Linked DNA regions of Mus musculus: regions 2 and 3 are each linked to region 1. Evidence: chromatin loops called from intact Hi-C (ENCODE). Cell type or tissue: heart. All regions are shown on one strand.

What was found. Hi-C counts contacts between places; a loop is a spot of excess contacts. Peaks named below come from ENCODE experiments on the same cell type or tissue, not always from the same donor. Only the 100,000 strongest peaks of a DNase experiment are listed, where the experiment ranks them.
Region 2: it touches region 1 in a loop (3-fold over the local background); 13 of 42 quality-filtered maps call a loop at or near these places.
Region 3: a loop joins it to region 1, with 7 times the contacts of the local background. A loop is called at or near these places in 36 of 42 quality-filtered maps.

The regions. Positions count from the first base shown.
Region 1 is chr19:40,390,525-40,393,024 of GRCm38, forward strand. All of the region lies in intron 5 of Sorbs1 (sorbin and SH3 domain containing 1), which reads right to left. Among named protein-coding and RNA genes, the nearest start is that of A930028N01Rik, 95 kb to the left of the region's middle. In heart, no CTCF peak of the experiment used is centred here; a DNase peak (open chromatin) is centred at 1,147.
Region 2 is chr19:40,512,455-40,514,954 of GRCm38, forward strand. Sorbs1 (sorbin and SH3 domain containing 1) reads right to left here and starts at 1,282. Exons shown (of 29, transcript NM_178362.1): 1 at 917-1,282. In heart, a CTCF peak has its summit at 1,351; DNase peaks (open chromatin) are centred at 607, 1,377 and 2,007; H3K4me3 peaks cover 1,815 bases; H3K27ac peaks cover 1,761 bases.
Region 3 is chr19:40,544,113-40,546,612 of GRCm38, forward strand. No RefSeq gene overlaps it. Among named protein-coding and RNA genes, the nearest start is that of Sorbs1, 32 kb to the left of the region's middle. In heart, no CTCF peak of the experiment used is centred here; no DNase peak of the experiment used is centred here.

The DNA.
Region 1 (2,500 bases):
AAATTATTTTTTTATTACGTATTTTCCTCAATTACATTTCCAATGCTATCCCAAAAGTCCCCCACACACACACCCCACTCCCCTACCTACCCATTTCCATTTTTTGGCCCTGGCGTTCCCCTGTACTGGGGCATATAAAGTTTGCCTGTCCAGTGGGCATCTCTTTCCAGTGATGGCCGACTAGGCCATCTCTTGATACATATGCAGCTAGAGTCAAGAGCTCTGGGGTACTGGTTAGTTCATAATGTTGTTGTACCTTCAGGGTTGCAGATCTCTTTAGCTTCTTGGATACTTTCTCTAGCTCCTCCATTGGGAGCGCTGTGCTCCATCCAATAGCTGACTGTGAGCATCTACTTATGTGTTTGCTAGGCGCTGGCCTAGTCTCACAAGAGACAGCTATATCAGGGTCCTTTCAGCAAAATCTTGCTAGTGTATGCAATGGTGTCATCGTTTGGAGGCTAATTATGGGATGGATCCCTGGGTATGGCAGTCTCTAGATGGTCCATCCTTTTGTCTCAGCTCCAAACTTTGTCTCTGTAACTCCTTCCATGGGTGATTGTTTCCAATTCTAAGAAGGGGCAAAGTGTCCACACTTTGGTCTTCATTCTTCTTCAGTTTAATGTGTTTTGCAAATTGTACCTTATATCTCGCTATACTAAGTTTCTAGGCTAATATCCACTTATCAGTGAGTACATATCATTTGAGTTCTTTTGTGATTGTGTTACCTCACTCAGGATGATGCCCTCCAGGTCCAACCATTTGCCTAGGAATTTCACAAATTCATTCTTTTTAATAACTGAGTAGTACTCCATTGTGTAAATGTACCACATTTTTTGTATCCATTCCTCTGTTGAGGGGCATCTGGGTTCTTTCCAGCTTCTGGCTATTATAAATAAGGCTGCTATGAACATAGTAGCCACCCGTTCTTTCTAATATTTGCATTTTAAGAAGCTTTTAAAGACTGGCTGAAAAGGTTGAAATTCTTCCCCACCAAATTTGTTGGAATAAATTTGTGGGAATTACCATAGGACGAGATGCTGCTTCCTAAACTGCATCAGCTGTACACATAGCTGTGTAGCACAATAGTTCCCTAGCAAGCACCAGTGGAAAGCTTGGCTCCTAGTAATGCCAGCTACAGCCACTAGAGGGAGCGCAAGGCTCCCTCTCCATTGCCTAAGGGTTGGCAGGTTAAGCTTGCCTGACTTAGCTTTTCTCTTTGGTAATCTCTCTTCCCCGCATACCCTCCGGCGGCCTTGTAAAGAAAATATTTTGCCTTCCTTCTTGCCCGCATCTTTCCTAGAGAAGGGAATGGCAAACTTCAGAGGGTCAGGAATCAAGTGTGGACTTAGATATGGAACCAAGAAGTCCTGTACCTGCAGAGGTGCTGAAGATGGCTCAAGTCTTTCCCTAGGCCTAGGAACAGAGAAGACCTCCCCAGAGTGCAGTATCACCTGTAAGGAGCTTATGTTCAAACCCTAGCCTGGCATCATTCGCGAGAGAGCATCTGCCGTGGTACCCATTATAGGTAGCTGGTGCAGACTATCAGGAGATGCAAGTATTTCTCCTTTGTATGCTACATAATTCTACTATGTCACAACACTCACTTCCCGCTTTACCGGAAGTGGCAAGTCCAATTTCCCTTACACTCTGATTCCAAGAAGGTGCTAAGCTTCCCAGTTTCAAGAGAAAAGACAACCCCATTTCCTGTAGCCATTTTCAAATGTGGTCCCCCTGGGCCGGCTTCACATCGTGACCTAAGAACTTGTCAGAAATACAAAAGCCAAGAGCCTACCTCAGACTGACAAGTAGGCATCACAGGTCTGACATTCTGGGCTGGGCCCATCATGCTTGTCTACTTTGGATGCCTGTGATACAGTGGGGATAAGAGCCCTAGAGAGTGGTTAGAGACTGAACCACCCCAAGCTAGCTACCTGTGGAACCACAAGGCAGCATTTCTCTATGGCAGAATACACAGGCAGAAGAATGCTCTCTGGAAAGGTCAAAATAACCCAATCCCAATCTTAATCTAAACGGTACCTCACAGCTTATCCCATGCCAGCAGGCCTGTTAGAACCTGCATCTCTTCCTTGCTTATAATAATCCCATGTAGCAAGTATCATCAATCCCATGAGAGCCTTAGGGTTGAGAGAAGAAATCAACTGTCCCAGACTGTCCAGACTTCAGGTGGGGAAGACAGGATATAAACAAAGGTCTACCAGAATCCAGGGTCCCAGGCTGAAGTCCCAACAACCATGTGATAAGCACTCTGGTTTCCCAGTCCACAGGGTCAGGGTGGACAGAGGCTCTGTGCATGGGTTCCATGGGTTTGACCTGGCCCTTGCTCACCACCGATCTTAGAAGTGCTCTTGTGATCCTCCCTGCCCCTGCAGCCTGGTCCCTACCCCACACCTGTGGCCCCTGGTTTCCACACCCCTTCTGGCAGCTATGCTCTGTAGTCTCCTGTACTTCTGTCTCTGGCTCCTTCAGCCAGCCCTACCTG
Region 2 (2,500 bases), 120 kb after region 1:
CAGTGTTGGGGACTGGAAGATGGGCGGGGGGGGGGGGGGGGGATCAGTCAGCGGCCTAACATGCCTGGCAGGTTCTATGGTGTCTCTAGATGAACATCCCGCCTACTGACTGAAATCAATTTTAGCAATTTCAGTAGGTCGGCCGTGTGACAACAGGGGCAACCCAGAGCTCAGCGATTCAAACAAAAATCCAAAGGCTCGTCCAGAACATGCTGGGAAAACCCTCGGACAGGATGGAATGAGCCGGCTCAGAGGGATCTTCTGCTTCTATGTAGCAATGCATAATAAATTCTGTCCGCCCGGAAAAAGCACTGATGAATTTCAAAGGCATAGTATGACACGCAGAGGTTCCAGGATACAGAAATCGACAGCACGTCGCCCTTCAAAGAAGCATAATGACTTTAAAGCCTCCTTTCCCTCCTATCTCGAATGTCACCACCGCTTATCAGGGAAAAGACCGTGGAAACCCCGGGAGGGACAGCCTGGGAAATAAGAGAAAGGAGTAGCTTTAGGTCCCTTTGGTGATGGGCTGCCCTGCAAGATGCTGTCATCCAGTCATCCAGGGAAGCATGAAGGGGCCTGGGCGGTGAGCGGAAGCACCGTATACCCAGACACACACCCACCAACACGCTCGGATGCAGGCTGGTCTGGGCCAGCAGCGTAGTGCTTGCCCCCCTCCCGCCGCCCTCGGCTTAGGTGATGGAGTGGAAGGGTGTGCTGATGAATGAATACACCTGAGATGCCTCCATCCTGACACTTGCGCCCTTCTTCCTTTGGCCACTGCAGAAAAGACCCTCAGTAGTTTCACTTTCCAGCGCAAACCCACCAGGGCTCTCCCGTCTCCATCCACCCACACTGCAGCCAGGCTGAAGCGGGCGGACATTCCCTCCTAAGCAGAGGCCATGATCGCACTTACCTTCACCTACCAAAAACGAAAAGGCATAAAGAAACCTGGAATCCCCAAACCTCCCCGCGTCCTAGCAACTTTTCTTGAAGGGACGGGGAGAGGGGACACAGAGCAGCCGGGAGACACGGCTCGGCGAAGGTCCCCCGCGGCCACCCGGGGATGCTCTGGGAGAAGGGGGGCCCCCAGGTCCTTCCAACAGCTGGCCCTTTAAAAGCACCTCCTCCGCGCGCTGAACAAAGGCACCGCTCCGGGGGCCCGCTGCGCCCGCCCGGGAGCTGCCGCCGGAGAGCGCAGCCGCCGCCCGCTTACCTCGCGGGTCCCCGGCAAGGGCTTGCGCGCGTCCAGCCCGGCTCGCGCTCCACGCTACAGTCAGCCCCGCTCTGTTTTTCTGCTACTCCGAGCTGACTTCACCGACACTGGGGCCGGCCAATGGGCGGCGGCGACCAGCCCCTCATTAGCATGGCCTGGAACCGTCCACTCCGGCAGCGCCCAGGGGGCGGGGCCTGGCCGGCCGTGACAGGAAGGGGCGTGTGCGCCAATGGGGAGGCGAGGAAGAGCCCGCCGCCAAGCCTGCGTCCCTGTGAGCGGGGCGCGCGCCCGCGGGTTCCCGCGGATGTCGCGCGCGCACCCGCTAACCCTTTCTACCCTGGGCTGCCCGCGAGTGACTCCAGACGCTGGCCCTGTGGTCTCTATAAGGGTTTGCCCACAGAGAGCTTGAAAAGAACAGTAAGCGTAAAATAACAGTGTGTCCTAGCTATAAACAAATTACTTAACCCTGTGCCCTTTTGCTGATCTGTAAAATGGCACCATAATTCCTCTTGATAAAATGTAGTGAATAAAAGCTTGCCAATGGCACTGTCAGTCTGATTATATTCTACCAGACAGTTGCCTAATGCTCCCTATTTTCTCATTTGATTTTCCCAGCCTTGTGAAAAAGACGTTGTTACTAGTTTCTCGTTTTAGTCTTTATTTATTTATTTATTTATTTATTTATTTATTTATTTATTTATTTTTGGACAGGCGGCTCACGTATTCTAGCGCGGCCTCAAACTCACCGTGCAGCCAAAGATGATCCTTAATCCCACCTTCTGGGATTAGAGGCTGCCCCACATACTCACACCCCAGGCCAACCTCCTGACTCAGCCTCTAGAGCGGATTATTGGCTGCACCACTCTGCAAATTGGGGAGAAAAGAGTTTATTTGGCTTACACTTCCACAACACTGCTCCCCATTGAAGGAAGTCAGGACAGGAACTCAAACAGGGCAGGAGTCAGGAAGCTGATACAGAGGGATACCGCATACTGGCTTGCTCTCCATGGCTTGCTTAGTCTGTTTTCATATAGAATCCAAGACCATGAGCTCAGGATGGCCCATCCACAATGGGTTGGAACCTCCCCCATCAGTCACTAATTTTAAAAATGCCCTACAGGCTTGCCTACAGCCCCATCTTACGGAGGCATTTTCTTAATTGTGGTTCCCTCCCCTCAGATGACCTTAGCCTGTGTCAAGTTGACTTACAACTTTCCAACACAACAGAATAGTCACCTGAGCACAATTAATTCTTTTCTGCTATCTTGGGCAAGAATCTTCAGC
Region 3 (2,500 bases), 150 kb after region 1:
CCACACCTGCTCGTCATATCAAGTGGCTAGAGACTCCCTAAATCATTAAGACTCAGTTGGCTCCCTCCCAGAGCAGGTGTGGAAGAGTTTCCAGCCCAGCAGCTCCTCTTGCAAAGCTGGAGCAGAAATGAGGATCTGATTACTGAAAGGGGGTCCAGTGAGTAGCTATGCCGACCTCCTTTAGCCATAGGATTAGCCTCAAAGCCAAAGCTTAAGAAACTTCTGGGGAATCCCAGCACTCGGGAGGCAGAGGCAGGCAGATTTCTGAGTTCGAGGCCAGCCTGGTCTACAAAGTGAGTTCCAGGACAGCCAGTACAATACAGAGAAACCCTGTCTCGGAAAACAAACAAACAAACAAACAAATAACAAAACAAACAAACAAAACAAAACAAAAAAACCTTCTGGGGAAGGTCTTCAGCCACGGCCCAGTGAAGCCATGGTCCCTTGTTTAAATCTAGATTCCACAACCATTTGCCATGTGACCTTGAAGTGCCCAGGCAACCTTTCCAATTCTCAGTTTCTATATCTAGGAAAGAAAAATAGTGATTTTTCCTCAGTATCCTAAGATGCCATCTGATACATAGTACCTATGTTCAAAGAATGGCACTACCTGATTTCTTAGGAAGGGATGCTTAAACATTAAGAGCAATGTCCAGGGCTAAGCTGAAATCTATTCCTTAGAAGTATACATTGTAACATTAGGCCAGTGTACCATGTGCTGGACATGATGTTGAGTGCTTCCCCTAGGATCTCAAAAACCTCAGGTATGCATCAGCATTACAAAAGTTTAGAAATGTTACATAGTTTCCATAGGTTAAGCAGCAAAAGCCCATGTCCTCCTTCTGTCTGAGATGCAATTTAGCAATTCCTAGCAGAGCAGGATGGAACTGCGAGAAGTGTTTGGTAGACTGAGGAAAAGCAGACTTGCTCAGGTCCATGGGGCTAGACTGCCCTCTAGTGTTAGAGAGCTCGGATGGCTCAGGGAAAGTAGGACTGGCAGGCTCATCCCCACAGCAAGTCCCAGTGAATCTCCTGACTCTACTTTCTCCATATTGCTGGGTATTCAGGCATATGTAACTACATCTCGGTTTTAAATGTGATTCTGTTCCAAACTCAAGTCTTGATGCTTGCACAGGGAACATTCTTACCAGTGGTGCCATAGGAGTTCCTTCTAAAACCCAATGCTTCCCAGACAATCACCCTTCCCCAACAAAACAGGTGGCCAGCACTTCCAAGGTCCAGGATTCAGTTCTTGGTGAGGGCTTACTTCCTGTCTCAGAGAAGACAGTCTTGTCTTTCTCAGTTTTAGCTGGTCCTTCTGTGCTCTTTGGGCCAGTTTGAAGTATTGAGTATATGAATACCCATAAACTCAGTGATGACTAAAGGTGTGTGTGTGTGTGTGTGTGTGTGTGTGTGTGTGTGTGTGTTGCCTGTCTGACTGACTAGGAGGAGTGTCAAAGATGTACTTAGCTTTCAAATGTTCCCCCACTGTCCACAATGCCTGGGCAGTGTGGATGCCACATAGGAAGAACTGAAGATTTGCAATTGAGCGATAGAAAGAATACCCCCATACCTAGATGGAAAACTCTGCCACTGCGTCAGATCTATTGACTCTGTGATGTTTCGATAAGTTCTGCGATGATGCTGAAGACTCCAAAGCTTGAGGAGACCCAGTTTACAGAGATTTCTAGAGAAACAGGGCTCGAATCCTAATCAAATCATGTCAGACTATACCTCCATGTTGGGAACAAAAAAGGGGGGACCCTGGGGAGGCCCTGGGGGAAGGGAAAAGGGGCCCAACATCTGGCCAGAGTTCCTGTGCTCTGAGCAGGCAGATGCAGGCTTGGGGAGGGGGGCTCCCAGATGCTTTCCACTCAGCCCTGGGTGGGCATCTAAGCCTCTGACCCACTCATCAGGGGGTGGAGAAGGGGCAGCCCCAACCTGGGGACAATGGAGCTACCTTGCTAAACCTGGGTTGTAGGAGAGAGGGATAAGGGAAGAGGTTCCCAACACCGACCAGAGTGTGCAGCGGATCTTGATGGAGCAGAGACTCTCTATGGTTTAAGAGCTTTATTATAGAAATGTAGGGAGAAAGGGAAGAGAGAGAGAGAGAGAGAGAGAGAGAGAGAGAGAGAGAGAGAGAGAGAGAGAGAGAGCTAGAGAGAAAAAGAATAAGAGAGAGGAGAGGAGAAGATAAAGGAGAAAAGACAAAGAGAGGGGAGAGAGAGGAGTAAGAAGTAAGAGAGTGAGGAGTAAGAGTAAGAGAGCAAGGTGGGGGCTGAGCACCCCTTTTATGGTCTTCACTGTTGCTAGGTAACTGGGGAGGAGTATAGCCTGAAGGTCAGAAGCTTGGTCCATTGTCTATATGACTACTGGCCATGCTTCTCTTGTGGGGGCTGTAGGGGGTGGTAACTTAGGCAGAGGCCAGAGTTCCAGGAGCATGAGGGAACACCTACCATGTCATGTAGGTGAATTATGACCATCGGGGTTCAGACCTCAG